Regions from separate parts of the Homo sapiens genome. Here all the other regions are linked to region 1. Evidence: chromatin contacts called from ENCODE Hi-C or POLR2A ChIA-PET data. All regions are on one chromosome and are shown on one strand. Each heading gives the region's core, a stretch centred on a gene start or an enhancer-like site at or near the end of the contact. The rest is flanking DNA. Distances are from core to core; before and after follow the strand shown.

The links. Hi-C counts contacts between places; a loop is a spot of excess contacts on that map. ChIA-PET counts read pairs that join two places held with the same protein, here RNA polymerase II (POLR2A). Pooled maps may share reads with other maps.
Region 2: a loop to region 1 is called in a map of PC-9, with 3 times the contacts of the local background. The contact joins the enhancer-like site here to the promoter of KCTD3 in region 1. A Hi-C loop is called at or near these places in 1 of 168 maps with a recorded cell type or tissue (PC-9) and 6 of 50 pooled maps. POLR2A ChIA-PET finds 5 or more read pairs at or near these places in 1 of 52 experiments (MCF 10A).
Region 3: a loop to region 1 is called in a pooled map, with 4 times the contacts of the local background. The contact joins the promoter of PTPN14 here to the promoter of KCTD3 in region 1. A Hi-C loop is called at or near these places in 7 of 50 pooled maps. POLR2A ChIA-PET finds 5 or more read pairs at or near these places in 2 of 52 experiments (H1 and MCF 10A).

The regions. Positions count from the first base shown.
Region 1 is chr1:215,565,981-215,568,601 of GRCh38, reverse strand. It overlaps KCTD3 (potassium channel tetramerization domain containing 3), which reads right to left and starts at 1,298. Exons shown (of 18, transcript NM_016121.5): 1 at 834-1,298. The coding sequence starts at 916. LOC124904599 (a long non-coding RNA gene) reads left to right here and starts at 1,245. Exons shown (of 2, transcript XR_922599.2): 1 at 1,245-1,322; 2 at 1,468-2,175. RefSeq lists an enhancer at 224-1,084 and a silencer at 897-1,166.
Region 2 is chr1:214,445,823-214,448,443 of GRCh38, reverse strand. The region is part of intron 3 of PTPN14 (protein tyrosine phosphatase non-receptor type 14); the gene reads left to right. Among named protein-coding and RNA genes, the nearest start is that of PTPN14, 100 kb to the left of the region's middle. RefSeq lists an enhancer at 1,320-2,006. Within about 2 kb of position 1,328, at least 12 of the 41 ENCODE cell types and tissues checked have a DNase peak (open chromatin) inside an H3K27ac peak, as active enhancers do; they include PC-9, where a contact is called at or near this core.
Region 3 is chr1:214,550,297-214,552,917 of GRCh38, reverse strand. PTPN14 (protein tyrosine phosphatase non-receptor type 14) reads left to right here and starts at 1,316. Exons shown (of 19, transcript NM_005401.5): 1 at 1,316-1,735. RefSeq lists enhancers at 190-1,010, 1,011-1,831, 1,832-2,621.

The DNA of each region.
Region 1 (2,621 bases), core at 49-2,548:
CAAACTCCCTTTTCTGAGAGGAGTGACTCATAAGTTATAGGAAATCCACAAAAACTACGATTTTTTCCCCCAACAAACTTAATAACAGGCACAGAAGGGGCGGGGGGGGGGGGGGGCGGAAGGCCAGAAAGAGAACAGACAGAGAAGAGCATTCAGTCTGTTTACTCCAAGGGCGTCACACCGTGCCAATATCCAGAGCTTCCTAAAAGCAAATGTTCAAACTGCAGTTTCTGGACACACTGTCCTAGAAGTTGAACAGATCCTTCAAGCCCATGCACCAAGAAATTCTGAAAATAAATAACTAGGTACTGCAAACCTACTGCACTCCCATCACAGAAATCTTTCAAATTACAAATCCCCTAATTAGGCGCGGAAAAGAACACCGCACTCTTCCCTAAGAAAACCGACACCTCGTTGACCAAAGAGAAAGGAAAGCAAGTTCATCTCCAACATCCAAACCACAAAGCCAGGTTTCTACTAAATAAAGTCCTCAAATACACTCTAATCTGAGATGAGGTAAGGAAGGCTGTGTAATGGTTCTCCTTGCCTGTTGGGAGGGGCAAAGGTTGGCATTCTAGGACAGCAGCTACTCTGCCACATGGGCCTGGTCCTCGGTAATTCCAAGCGTCCCTTCTGCCTCTCCCTTCCCAGAGCAGATGCTTCACCAGCTCCAAAATCCGCCCGACGTTCTTGCCGCCTGGAGGCCCCCACGTTCCCCTCCAGGCTTGGCCTCCCACGCTCGCCCTCGTTCCTGCGACTCTCGGTCCCCGTCGACACCAAAGGAGGAGGCCGCCAAGGCATCCCCGCTGCAAGCCCGCTACCCGCCGACTCACCTGGTCCCCCCTACGTTCAGTTGGACGATCTCGCCGCTGCCGGCCGCCGCCGCGGGGAAGCTGCCGCAGTGCCCTCCCGCCATCTCCGGCGGCTCCGGACGCGCTCGCCGCCCTCCTTCCCCAGCCGGGACCGCCGAGCCCGGGGCTGTAGCCCGAGGCAGCGGCGACGGCTGCAGGGCCAGCGGGGCGGCGGCGGCCGGAGGGCGGGGGGTGCACGGGGCTTCCCCCACCTTCCCGGCGGCCGGGCGGGGCTCGCTAGCTTCTGCCCCTTCCCGGGTCAATCCTGCGGTGCACAAGGGCGGCCCGGCCTCCACCTTTCGCGGCCTCCAGGCCGCCGGGCCGCCCGGGCCTCTTCTCCGTGCTCCGCTGCCACCGACGCCGCCGCAGCCTGCCTGGGAGGAGGGGTCACCGTTCGGGACAAAATACCGCAGCGCTCACGCTTCGCCCGCCACTGCCGCCTAGAATGAGGAGGAGGAGGAGGAAGGAAAGGTCAGGGAGGAGCTTCCCAACGCCGCGGGGCTGGCGCGTAGGGAGGCTAGGGGAATGTGCTCCTGGCCAGCCGCCTGCCCACGCGGGATTCCATTTCGTTCCTCCTCCCCACGCGATCCCAGCCCCTTTCCCTTTTACATTTCAGATTTTCTAAAACGAGGAAGCTGATTCGCAGATTGAGGGCAGATCTGGGCAAACGATCTACGGATCTTTATGACCCACTTTGTCAACATGGATTGGGAAAGGAAAAACTAATCCTAGAGGTAGTAAAAGTTGATGCCTAAATGTAGACAGTGCAAATGCAGGGAACATTTGGAGATTTTAAAACCTTACAGCGTTTACCCCAGAAAACTGCTTACTTTACCCTCTTCAATTTAATCCCCAATCTCCCAAGCAGTTTTTTTGTTTTGTTTTTTGCTTTTGTTTGTTAAGCAGGAAGGAAACCAAAGGACAAAAACCCCTAGACTGTGTAATGCCCAGCAACCTATTTCTGGAATATAGTAAGCACTCAACTAATGTTAGACACACGCAGAAAACACACAATTTTATGCGCTTGTTTATTTATTTGTTTTTGCTTTAAACGGTATCTATTCAAACCCAAAACCTTAGTGGCTATTAAAATATTTTTTAAATCGGAATACTATAATACTTGATGCCCTGCTAACAAAGACTAACAAAGATAGTGCGTTATGTTTCAGAGGTCATTAGTTTGTGGTACTAAATTCTTAACATGAATTGTTTTGTCATAGTTGTATCATAATAATTCAAACTGATAATGTATCTGATGTTAAGTTTTTATTGTCATTGTCATAATTTTTACCAAAAAAATAAAAAATAGCCTCTGGCAAGCATACTAATGTTGTGATATGCTCTATCTAGATTCGACTTGAAAGATGTTAATAGTACATATGGATGTAAGATAAGTATTATTTCTCCCAGTTGATGATAAGCTTAATAATAGCTAATTTGTGTTTATCATATACCCGGTGGTTTAGATATTTTGTCATCTTTCTTCGTCACAACTAATGTTATAATTATTTTTAAAAAAGGAAATTTGGGAATGAAAATGATCAAAAAAACTTGCTCAAAATTACATAGGTAGCAAGTGGGATGGCAGGAATTTCAAGGCAAGCAGCTTGAATTCAAGGCCACTGTTCACCATCCTTACCACTGCATTGTACCTCATTATCTTCACTTTAGACAGGGAAGATGAGTAACAGTTCAGATTAAAGCAGCAGCAACTAGGAATCTAAACCAGGGTGTCCAATCTTTTGGCTTTCCTGGGCCACATTGGAAGAT
Region 2 (2,621 bases), core at 79-2,578, 1.1 Mb after region 1:
TGAAACCCGATCTCTACTAAAAAAATACAAAAAAAAAAAAAAAAAATTAGCCCGGCTTGGTTGGGGGCACCTGTAGTCCCAGCTACGCGGGAGTCTGAGGCAGGAGAATGGCGTGAACCTGGGAGGCGGAGCTTGCAGTGAGCCGAGATCGCGCCACTGCACTCCAGCCTGGGCGACAGAGCGAGATTCCATCTCAAAAAAGAGAAAATGAATAGTACTCCTCTGGTGTTTCTGACACTCACCCAGCCTCAGGAATCAATGAATCAGTTAACCTCTAAAACTCTTTACAATTTTAGATTTTCCAAGGAAGTAAACTTAATGCTGCATTGTTTGACTGTCAATGTTTGCATTCATAGACTAAAACAAAAGGTATTTAAATTTCAAAGAGGGAGGTATAGAGTAAAAAGTTTTGGTAGTGGTGGTTATTAACTGTGGGATTTAGGAAGGACTTTTCTTTTTTCTTTAGAATTTCTTTTTGCTTAATTAGCCTGGTTTATTTCAGATGAAGGTTGATAAGGAGGGAAAGAAGTGTTTTCCAACACAGGATTTTGAAGCAAACTGTGTTGCTGACATTTGATCAGAAAAACTAACAAAAAATTTTAAACTTTGAAAGATATTTTTAGATTTAAGCGCTGGAACTAAATTATGTAGATTTCAGGTCTAACCAACTCTTTATGGCAAAGAATGTTGAAAGTTAGGAGTTGGATTAGCATGCAACATTTTGTCTGTGCGTGAGTATGTGTGTATGTTTGCAGCATTGCAGAAATTTTTGTTGCCTCCAAGGGGCCCTAAAACTGGAATGTGCCAAGGGGTGTCAGAGTGAGTAAAAGATTTAAGCTGGGAATATGGAGGAACATGAGAAAAAAAAAATGTAAGAAATCAAAGAAAAGTTGTTAGGAAGAAAAGAATAAAGGAATTACATTTATTTGGGAAGGTTGAGGGCCACCAACAACGATCAGGTGTGATTCAGCAAGACATGCCGTAGGTTGTAGGCTTATGGACTAGAGAATAAAGGAGATCTGGTTTGGACAGAATAACATTTTTAAATGCTTGAGTTTTCTCGGTGTGGTGTTGGAGATGGACAGATGTGCTCAACACAAGGTGAAAAATGCTACAGTCCTTAAGAGCCTTTGGGAATCTCAGCCTTCTTGGGAGGTTTTAGCAGCATCTGAGGTCCGAACTGAATATTGAAACTGCCTTCCAGGCAGCTCAGCCAAGGGGAAGCAGTGGTGGTGGGGCAGGATTCCAGAGGAATGTTTCACAGAAGGCCCCAACAACATTCATTAGGAGCGGGTTAATGACTAACTCTCCAGTCATCCGCTGTTATCCCAGTTACCAGGCATCTCAGGTGGAGATGGGCTTTGGCATCTCTGAGAGCACCTGGGATCTGCAGTGTCTGACACAAAACAGTTAGTCTTTGTGATGCCCTGCAGAGTAAGATATTTGCATAGATTAGAAATAGAAATCTGTCTTTCATTTGCGGGCAACCCGTTGGAGGAGGCAACCATTCAGCCATCTGTGCTGAAAAAAATAAGCCTTTGTCTGGAGCCAACCAAACTTGTTTTCATCCAACACATGTTTGCAATGGTTTGGCTACTTCTGTTTGAGAACAGGTTCTATAGCATTAGTCATGACCAGCCATTTCTTCTCTCTGAACAAGGACAAAGAGTCTAGATTAATACTCTGGTTGGGTTTTCCTTTTTTTTTTGCTGTGTATATGAACCCATATATATATCAAGACACATAGGAGTCAAAGGAAAATACATTTAAAAGCTGTTTATTTAATTTGTTGTCCCCAGAGAATCACACCCATGGAAATTTTTAGGTCAGTAGTGTATTCAGAACAACACAACAAAAATTTGAGAGTGACATTGATTGCAAATTGTTTAATAAAGTGATTGGCTTTATTAAAATTATCAAGTCCAAATTGGTTTAAATTAGAAAATTAGGAGGCACTGCTTTTTTTGACATTAATTTGACATACTGTGTCTCATCTGCTAGATATGGCTTTTGAGGGGCAAGTCCCTTCATAAGTGAGGGAAACCTGCCAAGACACTATGATTGTGTTGGATAAGAAATGGATAACTCAGGCCCTACTTTAAGGTGTTAATTGAATGAGAAAACAAAATATATTAAAAGGAAAATACACACAGGGCTACAAATAAAAGGAAAAAAGAAGAAATCCCTTGATATTGTTATAGAAATGTTAAAAGAAAATAGTGAAAAGAAGGACACACTCTGGTAGACAGATGGGGGATGAGTCATGAAACCATAGGATTTAAAGAGATTAAGAACCACCGAGTTTGTTAACCCCAAACTGTAAGATTTATTACCTTGGGGCTTTGAAAATGTTAGTTTTCCCCTGTTGGTTAAAATGACTCAAGGGATGGGACCACTGTAATTTTTTCCATTTTGCTTTGCTTCTCAGATTCCTTTTTGCCAGCTTTTCTGTCCAGCAAAGGGACTCTTGAGCAGTTCATCTTCCCCAGCATGTTCTCCTGACTCAAAGGAAAGATTTTTGTAATGTGTTTTAATGATTTGCATAGCAACAGGCTCATTATAAACACATGGTTTTCACATTTTTCTGGACACGGAAAGAAAAAAGATGGCTTCTGAGAGGT
Region 3 (2,621 bases), core at 67-2,566, 1.0 Mb after region 1:
TGGCTTCCCAAAGTGCTGGGATTACAGGTGTGAGCCACCGCGCTTTTTGGTTTCCAATTCTCTTCCCCAAGAGGCCAGGAATTTTTGCATGAGTTGCCGGACACTGAAGTGATTTGGGACAATACATTGTGTGCCAACGACTTCAAGGTCCCTTTTCAACAAAGGACTGGAATCTTACCGAGATAAATCCCAAGACATGTTTGTAGCAATGCAAAGGACCACAGAAATCTAGACAAATTATTTAATTTTGCAGCTACAGAAACCTAGGATCTCAGGGGCTGGGATACTCCTCAGTTATCCAATCGGGCAGGGCCTAAAACCCAGGTTCAGTCGCCTGGCTCCGAGCTTTTTCCATCATACCAGCTGCGTCTCATTAACTCCACCTCCGAAAGTGCTAAGGAAGTTCCCTCCCAGTGCCTACCCAGGCAGGGTGGGGCGATTCTGTGGCATGGAACAAACCGGGAAAACGACATTTTCCAACTCTCAGCACACAGGCTGCTTTTTATCATTCCTACGGGGCGGGAGGGGGCAGGGAGAGAAGGCTAAGACACCGGGTCCAGTACCCAGAGATTCTAGGGAGAGATCTCTGAGATTGCCTACTTGGTGAGGCCACCTTACTTTCTCCTGGTCTGTTTTCCCCTGTGGGGTGGCTGCATGAAACGTCCTGCTTGGAGGGTTCCCCAATATAAGGTGGACTATTCTGAATGTAGGTCGGGGTGAGCAAGTTCCTGCCGCCGCCCCGTCTCTGCGGTCCTCGGAAGTCTAGGTGGGCTCTTCCTTGCCTTGCCTCTTTCTCCCCAACGGCGGGAGCAGCCCAGGGTTGGGGTGGCTGCGGTCGCCTTGCTCTCTCCACTTCCACGTCTCTTACTCCAGGGAGTTTCATCCGGTCCTCCGTCCTCGGCCCCCACCTTTTAAAACATTTTCCAAAACTACCCCATTAAAAGTGTGCGACTTCTCCGGGCCTGCAGAAGGAGCTCCTGCAGCCCGGCATTCCTCGGATTCCAGCGCTGTGACGTCCCCAAGGACGGCGCGCCTCCAGCTCGGGAGCTCGGGAGCTGGGGCTCCACGTTTCAGCGCGCGCCCGCGGCGCCCCCGGCGCGCGCCCTCCCGGGCCGCATTCCTCCCCGCCCCCGGCCGCGCGCCCAGCGCTCCCTCCGCCTCCCGGCCCCCAGGGCCGCGGAGCCCGGCTCTGGGGTGGGGGAGCCGTGGCCGCCGGCGCCTGCTCCGTCCCCTCCCACTCGCACGGCCCCTTCCTCCCTCCTCTCCCGGCCGCTCGCATTTCCTGCCGCTCTGGCTCTCCCGGCCCCTCAAAGTTCTTTCCAACTTTTTCTCGGCGGAGTGAGCGCAGCGGGCGCAGACTCGGGGGCAGGTTGCTGTGCTTCTCCGGGCTCAGCCGCCTGCTCTCCTGGCTCAGGTCCTCGGGGAGCCCTAGACAGACATCAAGTGGCCACTGGCGCTCCTTCCCCTCCCAGCTGAGCCATCCTCCCCGGCCTCCTCGGGCGGGACAGCCCCGTGCTTAGGTTTTTCTCCTTTTCTCCCCCGGTGCGCCTCTGCTCGGACTCTCGCGCCGGGATCGCGGCGGAAACCTCCCTCCCCTTTCGCCTCCTGCGGCTCCTTCCCTTCGCCCCTCCTCCGCCAGTCACTGGAATCAATTCCGTGGGGAATCGGCTCCGCCGCCGCGAAGGACAGCCTTTCCGCGCGGGACTCCGGGGCGCCACGGGGGCCATGTAAGCAGGTAAGCCCCGTCCAAGCCGGGAGTTGGGCCCGAGGTTGGAGGCCGCCTTGGCGCTCCGGGCGCCCTGCAGATGACTTGGGCAGACGCTGGCAACGCCAACTTGCGATTGGCGCCCCGGGACGCCTGGCAGGGCAGCCTGGGGCGCGGGGTGGCCGGGCCGCAGGGGTGTTATCTCGCGGTGGGAGCTGCCCGCGGTGAGGCGCAAAGCTGGTCCCGGGAGCGAGCTGGAAGGTGAGCGCAGTCTGGGGAGTTTGTGGTTAAACCCACACCCTGGTCCCCTCTCTCCATTCCCTTCTGCGTTTTGGGAACGAGAGAGGGCCTCGGAAGGGCAACTAGAGATACCTAGACCTTGGGGGCTAGAGGATGAAAGACGAACGACGTCGCGGTCGCTGCAGCGGTAGGGGGATGCAGCTGCCCGACGCTCCCAATCACACCCCACCACCACCGGGAAGGAATCTTGAGGGGAGCGGAGTTTTCCTGCCCTCTCACTAGGCCCCAGTGGTGCCACCGAACTCCTGGGCGTCGAGGCTCCTACTTGGGTGGTCGAGCTGGCTCGTAGAAAAAAAGCTGTGGCCAAACAATTTCAGATCAGGTCTTCACCTCAAACTTCCAAAGTTGTAGGTATTAACAGCCTCTCCTTCCCCACGTGACCCCCAGATCTCAGGTTTGAATACTTGTAAATGGGGTTTACACCTTTTCGTTTGGAGAGAGCAGTGAGGTAACGCTGCCCCTATCTCCCTTTCCCTCTCACTTCCTTGGGTTCTTGTTCTCCAACCTTCTCATCCCCACCTACAATTTCAGAAATTGTGGGGTTTCCGCTTAAGTCTAGGGACTGGCTGTCGCAGGTTCTTTGTGAAGGTGAGGAATCTCTAGACTGCAGGTGCGG